2 separate regions of the Homo sapiens genome follow, and region 1 is linked to region 2. A link is a contact called in ENCODE Hi-C data. All regions are on one chromosome and are shown on one strand. Each heading gives the region's core, a stretch centred on a gene start or an enhancer-like site at or near the end of the contact. The rest is flanking DNA. Distances are from core to core; before and after follow the strand shown. Region 1 overlaps LOC105374140 (a long non-coding RNA gene). Region 2 has its middle 160 kb from the start of DIPK2A.

The links. Hi-C counts contacts between places; a loop is a spot of excess contacts on that map. Pooled maps may share reads with other maps.
Region 1: a map with no recorded cell type shows a loop between it and region 2 (7-fold over the local background). The contact joins two enhancer-like sites. A Hi-C loop is called at or near these places in 1 of 168 maps with a recorded cell type or tissue (breast epithelium), 9 of 37 single-sample maps with no recorded cell type and 3 of 50 pooled maps.

The regions. Positions count from the first base shown.
Region 1 is chr3:144,291,467-144,296,728 of GRCh38, reverse strand. All of the region lies in intron 2 of LOC105374140 (a long non-coding RNA gene), which reads right to left. Among named protein-coding and RNA genes, the nearest start is that of DIPK2A, 320 kb to the right of the region's middle. Within about 2 kb of position 1,333, at least 2 of the 41 ENCODE cell types and tissues checked have a DNase peak (open chromatin) inside an H3K27ac peak, as active enhancers do.
Region 2 is chr3:144,125,220-144,130,502 of GRCh38, reverse strand. No RefSeq gene overlaps it. Among named protein-coding and RNA genes, the nearest start is that of DIPK2A, 160 kb to the right of the region's middle. RefSeq lists enhancers at 1,747-1,846, 1,927-1,986. Within about 2 kb of position 2,067, at least 3 of the 41 ENCODE cell types and tissues checked have a DNase peak (open chromatin) inside an H3K27ac peak, as active enhancers do.

The DNA.
Region 1 (5,262 bases), core at 84-2,583, 170 kb before region 2:
TACACAAACACATACACATACACATACACAAGGAGTCTTCAAAAAGTTCATGAAAAATGTATATTATGAAAAAACTATACATGGACTTCAAAATTGTTTGCATCAAAATATTTTTGCACCAAAATAAACTTGTATTAACATGTTTTTATTTTTCTATTTTCATTTCTTTGAGACTAAGTCTCTCTCACTGTCATCCGGGCTGCAGTACAGTGGCATGATCACGGCTCACTGCAGCCTAAACTATCCAGGTTCAGGTGATCCTCCCACCTCGGCCTCCCAAGTAGCTAGGACTACATACATGCACTACCAGGCCTGGCTTATTTTTGTATTTTTTTATAGACATGGGGTTTAGCAATGTTACCCAGGCTGGTCTCGGACTCCTGGGCTCAAGTGATCCACCCACCTTGGTCCTACAAAGTGCTGGGATTACTGGTGTGAACCACCGCACCCAGCTAATATTACCATATTATAACAGGATCTAGTTTGGAGTACTAACAAGAATAAGACATCAATTTGAAAAAAGCTCTTATCAGAACATTATGAATTTTACTAAAGTTGAAGTAAGAGAAATCACCAAATTTATAGTGAATCTTGGGTGGAAGAATGGTGAAATCACTGATGCTTTACAAAAAGTTTATGGGGAAAATGACTGAAAGAAATTAGTAGCTTACAAATGGATAGCTTGATTTAAGAAAAAAAAAAATGAGATGATGTCAAAAATGAAGACTGCAGTGGCAGACCAATTAGGAATACAACATAGTTTTAATCATACAAATGGGCCAAAGGCAAGTAGATATTACTCTTTTCTTGCAATGGGTGACAGTTTGGTTGGACACTGAACTGAGCCCCAAATTTTCTGCCAGTTAGAACACAAAGAATAACATGTTGAACCACATTCTTTTCATTATCTAACAAACAAAAGTACACAGATTTGTCTCTACAGTCTTTGTTACTTCCTGGAACTAAACTCAAGCAGGAATTTATGACATGAAAACACGCAGAAGGCACATCAGAACACATCGCTTCAATTATGTGATTAGAAAACACAAAAATTCCATTCAGACCACCCTTTATAAAAACAGCAAGCATAAGGTTAAAGCAAAATTTAACGAAAGCAGTTGGTTGGGGAAAATAAGACAAGGGGGTCTAAAGACTGACATTCACAGGATCTGAATTAAGATAGGGGATCATTTTAAATAGTGAGATATTGAACTTATCAGTTAGATTCTTTCAAATGTCAGATTCCTTAGGTTACACTGGCAGAGGCTAAATTTTTGTCAGTTCATGATTAAATCTCACAAGAAACTGCAGTATAAATATTCTGAGTTGTCAGTTAAAATGAAACTTCCTTGCTTTAGTTATTAGTCAGGACCTGTCACTTTTGTCAACCACATTTGTTCTCATCACAAACAAGTGGTCTTACTGCAGGAAAGATGCCAGCCTAAGAAAACTGTTTTTCTTATGATTGGCCCTGTACAGGTTCTCAGAGAAGACTCTATCATCTATAACTTCTAATGTAGGGAAAAAGAATGTACTCTAAAAGAATTGTCTTTGAAGCATAAATTATTTGTGTTTGATTTTTTTTGTGTGTGATTGGTTATTCTTATCCATAGAAGGGCTTTAATGTAATGTCTCTTAAAGTTGAAATATTAAAAATTTTACCTTTTAATATTTATAATTATGTGAGAACATTTGACCTCACCAAAATATGTTACGATACTGATTCTGAGTAGATGATAAATAGGTCATATTTACCCTCTCTAAGTAGAGGGTAAATAGGTCATATTTCCCCTCTCTAAGTAGAAGGTAAATAGGTCATATTTCTCTGACTGTCTATTGAAAATATTTTTAGTGGAACCAAAATTTGAATTCACACAAACCAGTAATACTGAGAATTGACACATTGTCACTGAGAAGTGACAGAATGGAAAGGTGGCCTGTGTGGGAAGAACAAAACCACTGTTTTATTAGGATCACAACTTTTTCGAGAAGGATAAAGGGGCATTACTTTATTTTACAAGGTTCCCAGATCCCAGTTAGCCTTGTATCTGTTTAATTTTGATGAATTATTAAGCAAACATTTTTAAGTGAATTAATTATTAAAAACTATTCATTTTCATTTAGCCATAAATGTAAAATTGTCATTAAAATTTTTGGGTCATTTTAACTATTTTAAGCTGTACTTTCTTTAATGCTGCTTACTATCTTAAAAACAAATCAATAAATGTCTCCATTTTAATGTAAAAAAGATTAAATATTAATAATAACACCAACCCAAAGACATCATTAGCATAAGTGAGCTGAAAAATGCACCCTTATATAACTACCTAAGCTCTACCTATTAGTTGGGTTAATCTTGATTAAATATTGATGAGTATACAACAGATTATTTCAACTTATATTAATATTTAATTGATGCTGAGTTTTTTCTTTATGTAAAAATTAGCTGTAATCTTTCTTTTAAGATCTTTTCTGATAAAAATAGTAAAATGAATAATCTAGAACTATGAGAATGTTTTCATTTTGTATACAATATAATAGAACCTGCACCAAGAACTCCTAACAAGTGCCCAAATACAATAGCTATCCACTAAACATGAATGAAATGAACAGTATTGTGATAAAGTTTGTCTACATTTTACTTAAGGAATATATCTGTTAGATTTCCACTCTGGCCACAAGGTAGTAATTCAAATCAGCTTGCTTCCCACCAAAACCAACTAAAAATTTAGACAAAATTATACCAAATAATCCTACAGATATTAGAAAACATACAAGGTAGGAATGTTATTCCTGAGAGAAGAAAAAAGAATGAGGTTTTTGCCTGGTGGCACTTTCTGACTGCAGTTCAGAGAGGGGTTATTCCAAATGAAGCACAGTAGGCTTTTCCAGTTCATGGTAAATACAAAGTCTAATAGCTGAATCACTATTTCATGCCAACAGTTAAATTTTTAACTTTTAATATAATCTAATGGGAATCTAAATTCTTCAGATGATGTGTTGTGGCAGAAGAATTTGAACTTGGTAAGACTTTCAAATACAAATAAGTTTACAAGTAGAAAATCTATTAGAGACAACAAATCATTTTTTAAAATAAAGCAATTGATCAGTTCAGCACAAATAGAAATAACATTTTAAAATTCTCAAATAAATCTTTTATTTTAACAAACTGGACATCAAGAACTTAGCAAAGTGGAAATAGAAAGTAATTATGGAGCATGATAAAGAACATCTAAACCCACTAGTTAATAGTATACCAATAATAAAGCACTAGAGGTCTTCTCATTAAAAGCAATAATAAAATACAAATGCTTCTATCACATTTGTTACTTAATGTTATTCTAGGATGAATAAGATGTCTGATGATAGGAAATTGGTTAAAAATGCATGTATTTGTATATATATGAAATAACTATCTAAAATTGTGTTTTAAATAATTAAAAAGGAAATATCTGCATGACTTTTTAATATTTCACGATATTCCATTTTAAAAATGCAATATCATGTATCTTATTGTTCTATTGTTCAGCATTTCTAGAACATAAAAGGTTAAGGATAAAAAATAAAATACAGAAAATTTTAACAGTGATTATTTCTTAGTATGTTTTTCAAAATAAGCATAAATTATTTTTATGATTACATGATTACATTTTATTTTTAAAAAGAAAAATACCTACATCTGTGTAAATACTCATATAAAAATATAAAATATAGAAGACTATGCAACAAATTGTTAATATTGGTTATATTTTGAGTTGGTGGCATGGAAGTGTATGGATGGGAACAGAGATCTCTACATTATTTGAATTGTCATAGGAACATGTGAAAAACATGATAAAATAAATTCATTCAAAGAACTATCATAAATAAAATAGAAGAGAAATAATGACACACCATTTGCAAAATATGATGTACTGCATTTTTAAGCTGTAGTTAGCAGAGATAATAATAAAGATGCAATATGCGAACAAAACTATAAAAATGGCAAAATCAATATCACACTGAATGGTCAAATGCTGGAAGCATTCCCCTTGAAAACTGGCAGAAGACAAGGATGTACTCTCCCATCACTTCTGTTCAACAAAGTGTTGGAAGTTCTGGCCAGGGCAATCAGGCAAGAGAAAAAAATCAAGGGTATTCAAATAGGAAAGAGGAAGTAAAATTATCTTTGTTTGCAGGTGACATAATACTATATCTAGTAAACCCCATCACCTCAGCCCAAAAGCTTCTTAAGCTTAAGCAATTTCAGCAAAGGCTCAGTATATAAAATTAATGTGCAAAAATTGCTAGCATTCCTATACACCAACAACAGGTAAGCAGAGAGCCAAATCTTCACATTTGACATAAAAATAGTTAAAAAAAAAAAAAAACCTAGCAATACAGCTAACAAGGGAAGTGAAGGACCTCTTCAAGGAGAACTACAAACCACTGCTCAAAAAAATCAGAGCAGACACCAACAAATGAAAAAACATTCCATGCTCCAGGATAGGAAGAATCAATACCATGAAAATGGCCATACTGCCCAAAGTGGTTTATAGATTAATTGCTATTCCCATTAAATTACCATTGACATTCTTCACAGAATTAGAAAAAACTATTTTAAAATTTATATGAACCAAAAAAGAGCCCTAATAGCCAAGACAATTCTAAGCAAAAAGAACAAAGCTAGAGGCATCATGCTACATGACTTCAAACTATACTCCAAAGCTACAGTAACCTAAACAGCATGGTCCTGGTACATAGTACATGGTACATGATACAGAGACACATAGACCAATGGAACAGAATACAGAACTCAGAAATAAGACCACACACTTGCAACCATCTGATCTTCGACAAACTGACAAAACAACCAATGGAGAAAGGACCCTCTATTTAATAAACGGTGCTGCAAGACCTGGCTAGCCATATGCATAAAATTGAAACTGGACCCCTTCCTTATGACTTATACAAAAATTAACTCAAGATGGATTGAAGACTTAAATGTAAAACCCAAAGCTATAAAAACCCTTGAAGAAAATCTAGATAATACCATTAAGGACATAGGCATGGACAAAGATTTCATGACAAAAACGCCAAAAGCAATTTCAGCAAAAGCCAAAATTGACAAATGGGATCCAATTAAACTAAAGAGTTTCTGCACAGCAAAAGAAACTATCATCAGAGTGAACACACAACCTACAGAATGGGAGAAACTTTTTGCAATCTATCCATCTGACAACGGTCTAATATCAAGAGTCTACAAGGAACTTAAACAAATTT
Region 2 (5,283 bases), core at 818-3,317:
AACTAAAACATTTTGAGGTCAAATGGCTTGCCCCACGTGGCTCAGCTAGTTACAGTTTGCTCAAGTCCTCTTAGTCCTTGGGCTGATGTCATTTCCATTAAGCTCACCACTTTCAGGCAGCTGGGTGGGCTTCCTTTGGAGTGTCAATAATGATAGCACTGGGACTCCTCCGTATTCCAAAGAAGAGCCTGGGAAAAGGTTGGGTCTCTGCCTCATAAGAACCTTTATAGCATGAATACCTAGCAAGTAGGGCATACTTCTCTATCATCCATAGTCTCAAGGCTCCTTGGCAATAAAAAGCCAGAGCATAAAGAAATCTTGGTGGAGAGAACAGTGGTCACAGTCATGATGACTGTGGCAGTGAAGGTGGGGGTGCTTTTTGGGGAAGACAGTGGGAGGTGAGGGGTTGGCGTGAAAGGAAGAGAATTCAATTCATTTAGAATGTGGAGGTTCTCGGTATCTATTTTTCTCAAATTTGCAGACCACATCAAAGCATAGAGACAAACGTAAAGGTCTGATTTGACATCCTATTACTACATAAATAGAAAAGAAAGCTCATAATTATCATGGAAATTATATAGATGGCCTACTGCTTGAACCACCACCAAAAAGATTAAGTAGTTCTGGTTTGACCAAGATGAGTACTAAATTCCTGTTATCAAAATAACTGGGTCATGCAGCTCAATAGGATAACCATCGACTAAGAGTGGCATCATGTAGTTAATCAGGATTCTACTTGGGAAAGCTGAAACACATCCTGCTATGTGTAATGGCAGATGGCCCCAGCATGCCTTCATGCTTGGTCAGATGTTATTAATCTATGACCAAAGGAGCAGGTGGCAAGCAGAGACCGCACGATTTCCTTCAAAAGTCACCAGATCTACAGAAAAGTGTGAATTGTCCCAACATTTTAGAATCTCCATAGTGATTATTTTTAATAGTTGTACTTTTTAAGCAAATGGAAATGAGGAACTCACATTTTATCTCCATTTTCCTAGTGTCTACGAACAACTCCATAGAATTTTTGAGTAATCACTCACTTAAACACTCACTGGACAAAAGTAATTTGAAAATAGAATATTAACTCCACATTTAAAGAAAAATTCATTAAACCTGAGTAGTTCATTTACCATGAAATGCATTTGATTAAATTTTATAGCAGGAATAAGAGTTTCCCCAGTATAAAGCATTCAACCAAATTTGTTACAGATTAAGATGCATTTGAAATATAAATTATTCTAAGCCAAAAACTATTTCCTTTCTGGTTCCCTTCTGTGTGGCCCTAGGACATTACCCTAGGACCAGATAGATCAATACCTCTGTGAGCCTCCTGGAGGAAGGGTCCTGACAAGCATCATTAGTCCACATTGGTATACTTCAGTAAAGCAATTAAAATACTAGCATAGGTAATTAAAACCTTAAATTTATTACCTACAGTTATTAAAATGCCATGGCCAGATGCTATTCAACATTACCCAAATAGCTTTCTTTTCACGTTATTATTTGTATTAGTGAAAGCCATTTAAAAAAATGAAATCCCATTTTAATATATCTTTGTATTTAGATTGCTGTTCTTGCCTAAGAAGAAGAAAAATAACTAATCCCTTTACAAATGAAAATTACTTTCTTGTGTTCTGAACTAATTTAATCTAAATTGTTAACTCTGTGGAGGGTGAGTTCAGAAGGGAGAAATCTCATCCCAAGGGCTAGAAGGAGAACAGGTTTATCTTACTTATGCATCTGGTACCCTAATTCATAAGGGCTTAAACTCTGGACTTACTACTCGTAGCTCACAGCCAGCAGCCAGCCCTTTTATGCAATAAATTCTGCAGTGGCAAAGCAATAAGTTAATAAGCTCAACCCAGGGGGAACGTCCAAGATAAATGGAGAGCTACAGCATAAACCTTTAGGAATTGGAAAGGAACAGCTGTTGAATTCTCATGGGAAAGCCTGTAGGTGATGTTTGGGAGATAGGAGGAAGGGGACACAGAAAGACAACACCCTCACTTCACCCAGCATAGAAAGCGAAAATGCAACCCTCCAAAGCAAACACCTCTGACTCACAAGTGTGAAGTCTGTTTCTTCCTATGCAAATGATCGCCAAAATCTGCTTGTGTTTTAGACTCACCTCTGCAAAAATAAACATGTAGCTGTTAAAGGTTTACATTTGGGGCAAAATACTGAATGCTCTTAGAAAAGCCTGCCTGAGATCTGTTTATTCATGTTTTGTGTCAACAGAAAGCCCCCTGCATCTCTTGGTTACTTCTACTCCACTCTACGTGTAAAGCAGCATTATGTTTGGGATTCAGAAACCAGGCCCTGACAGGCGTTTTAAATAGCATCAACACATCTTTTGTCTGTAGGGAATTAGTTTCTTGCCACTCTTCCTTTTTAGGCTTAGCCCATGACACAGACAATTAGAAAACCCCATTTAACCAGATGGTGCTAAAAAGATTTCATCGTAATGTGCTTTCTAATTTCAATTGGATTGAAGGGGGACACATGAAGGTCATTGTTAATATTTCCCCAAGACTAGACCTTGAATGAAGTGTCTTAGGCAAGTTTGTTCCTGCCTGAATGTTTCATTACCCTTGCAAAACTTCTGTCAAAGCAAAGCTGTTGGACAGGTTCATGTTTAAGAGCCTTAGGAAGCTCCATCTTAGCAGCAATTACAGCACCTACTAAAAATAATTTACAGAGACACACAGAAAGTGTGCATGAAGGTGAACAGTTTGAATGTTTCTGCCTCCTATAGGCAAGATAAACAGCTTATCATTGTGGTTGATTAATTCAACAAAACGACTGAACACTTGATTAACTCTGAAGCGGTTTGGATATGAAATAAGGATATGTGATGTGCTGTAGTCACTACGGCTTCTTTGCATTTTATTTAAAAAAGTTTACATGTCTAAATTCACTCATGAATTCAGTACAGTCAGGGCTACAGGACATTGTCTAGAAGCGTGCCTTCACTCTGGCCTGTCATGGCAAGTTTATATTAAAGGTGACTTCAGCAGAAAACAAGGAGCTTGAGCAGATCCCATCCAGATCCAATACACTCTGGAAAGCAGAGTATGTTCACCTGGTAACATAAGATCAGTGAGGTGGCGATATAATGTGACTTGGCTGCTGAAAAACTGTGATTGTTAAAGCATCTGCCACTTGCTAGTTCTGTTATCTTGGACAAGTTTTTAAGCTCTCTGTTACAGTTTTCTTATCTGTGAAATGTGGACAATATCTCATGAAATTGTTGCCAGGAGTGAATAAGCTAACAGACAAAATATGCAACGCAGTGTCTGGTTCATAGAGGGAGTTTTACAAACCTTACCTCCCTTTTCTAACAAGATAACTCTCCCTGCCTGTGGCAGGCTGAAGAATGAACCCTTCAAAATACATCCACATCCTAATCCCTGGAACCTGAAAAGGTTAATGTATTTGCTAAAAGTGTTCTTAAAAATATGATTAAGTTAGGGACTTCGAGATGAGATTATCCTGAGTTATTTGGTAGATCCTAAGTCTAATCGCAAATATTCTTACAAGACAGAATGTTAAGGACTGAATTTTGTGATCCTCTGAATGTATATATTGAAATCCTAATCCCCAAGGTGATGGTATTAGGAGGTGGGGCCTTTGGAAGGTAATTACATCATGGTGTGGAGCCCTCACCAACAGAATTAGTGTCCTCAGAAGAAGAAACACAAGAGAGATTATTTTTCTGTAAGCCACGTGAGGATATATTGAGAGGACAGCCATCTCCATACAAGGAAGAGAGCTCTTACCAGATACCAGGTCGGCTAGCACCTTGATCTTAGACTTCTCAACACTATCATAGATAACTGTTGTTTAAGTCATCTAGTGTGTGGCTTAAATTTGTTATAGCTGTGTCAACTTAGTCCCAACTAACCATGACAGAGGCAGAAGGAGAATACACACACAATATGGGAGGTTACAATGACCATAGAGGCAGAGACTAGAGTAATGCAGCCACAAGCCAAGGGATGCTGACAACCACCAAAAGCTGAAAGAGTCAAGGAGTGGATTCTCCCCTAGAGCCTCTGAAGGGAGCACAGCCCAGTGGATACCTAGATTTTGGCCCAGTGAAATCTGGGTATCCACATTGGACTCCAGGGCTGTGAGAAAACAAATATCTGTTATATTAAGCCAATAAATTTGTGGCAATTTTTTATAGAACCCACAGGAAATTAATACAGTCTCTAACTTTCTCAGTGCCACACATTGCAGTACCAGATATTGACTAACCTCCTTTCAAAGTCAATCAGCAATTTTTTTCAGTGTCCACAAAGACAACCATCTTATATGTGTCAAGAAATGTACTGTGGTTGGAGCACCCAAATGAGAAGTGTCTGTTTTCCCCTTTAATTGCATGTTTTCTATCTCAAAATAAAGAGAAAATGCTGGGGAGTTTGTGATATACTACACTATGGATCACATTGGTTGGGAGGCAGTAGGGTCCACTACATGACTGGATTCCAATTGAAGGCCCCCCCATTTTTTTGCTCCCAAGCTCTCCCATCACTTCAGTAGTTCCAGCAAAGTTCCAGAGCCCCTGACTGGGTGAGGAAAACTGCTGTCTTAGGGAAAAAATATGTAGTTTCTCCTAAATCAATATTTCCATTCTCACAAAAATTTACCCAGACAATTTTAAGTAATACACATTGGCAGCTTCATCCACGTCCCTACAAAGGACATGAACTCATGCTTTTTTATGGCTGCATAGTATTCCATGGTGTATATGTGCCACATTTTCTTAATCCAGTCTATCATTGATGGACATTTGGGTTGGTTCCAAGTCTTTGCTATTGTGAATAGTGCCACAATAAACATACGTGTGCAGGTCCCTTTATAGTAGCATGATTTATACCATCATTCTGAGCAAATTATCACAAGGACAGAAAACCAAACACCACATGTTCTCAGTCATAGGTGGGAATTGAACAATGAGAACACTTGGACGCAGGGTGAGGAACATCACACACCGGGGCCTGTCATGGGGTGGGGGGCCTGGGGGAGGGATAGCATTAGGAGATATACCTAATGTAAATGACAACTTAATGGGTGCAACAAACCAACATAGCACATGTATACATATGTAACAAACCTGCACATTGCGCACATGTACCCTAGAACTTAAAGTATAATAAAAAAATAAATAAAAAGCAATATGCATTGCCTTTACAATTGTCTTTCAAACATATTTACATCAAGGAAAAAGTCTAAATTGGTACTAAATAGTCCTTTAACACTTTTTAGACACTTGCTGAT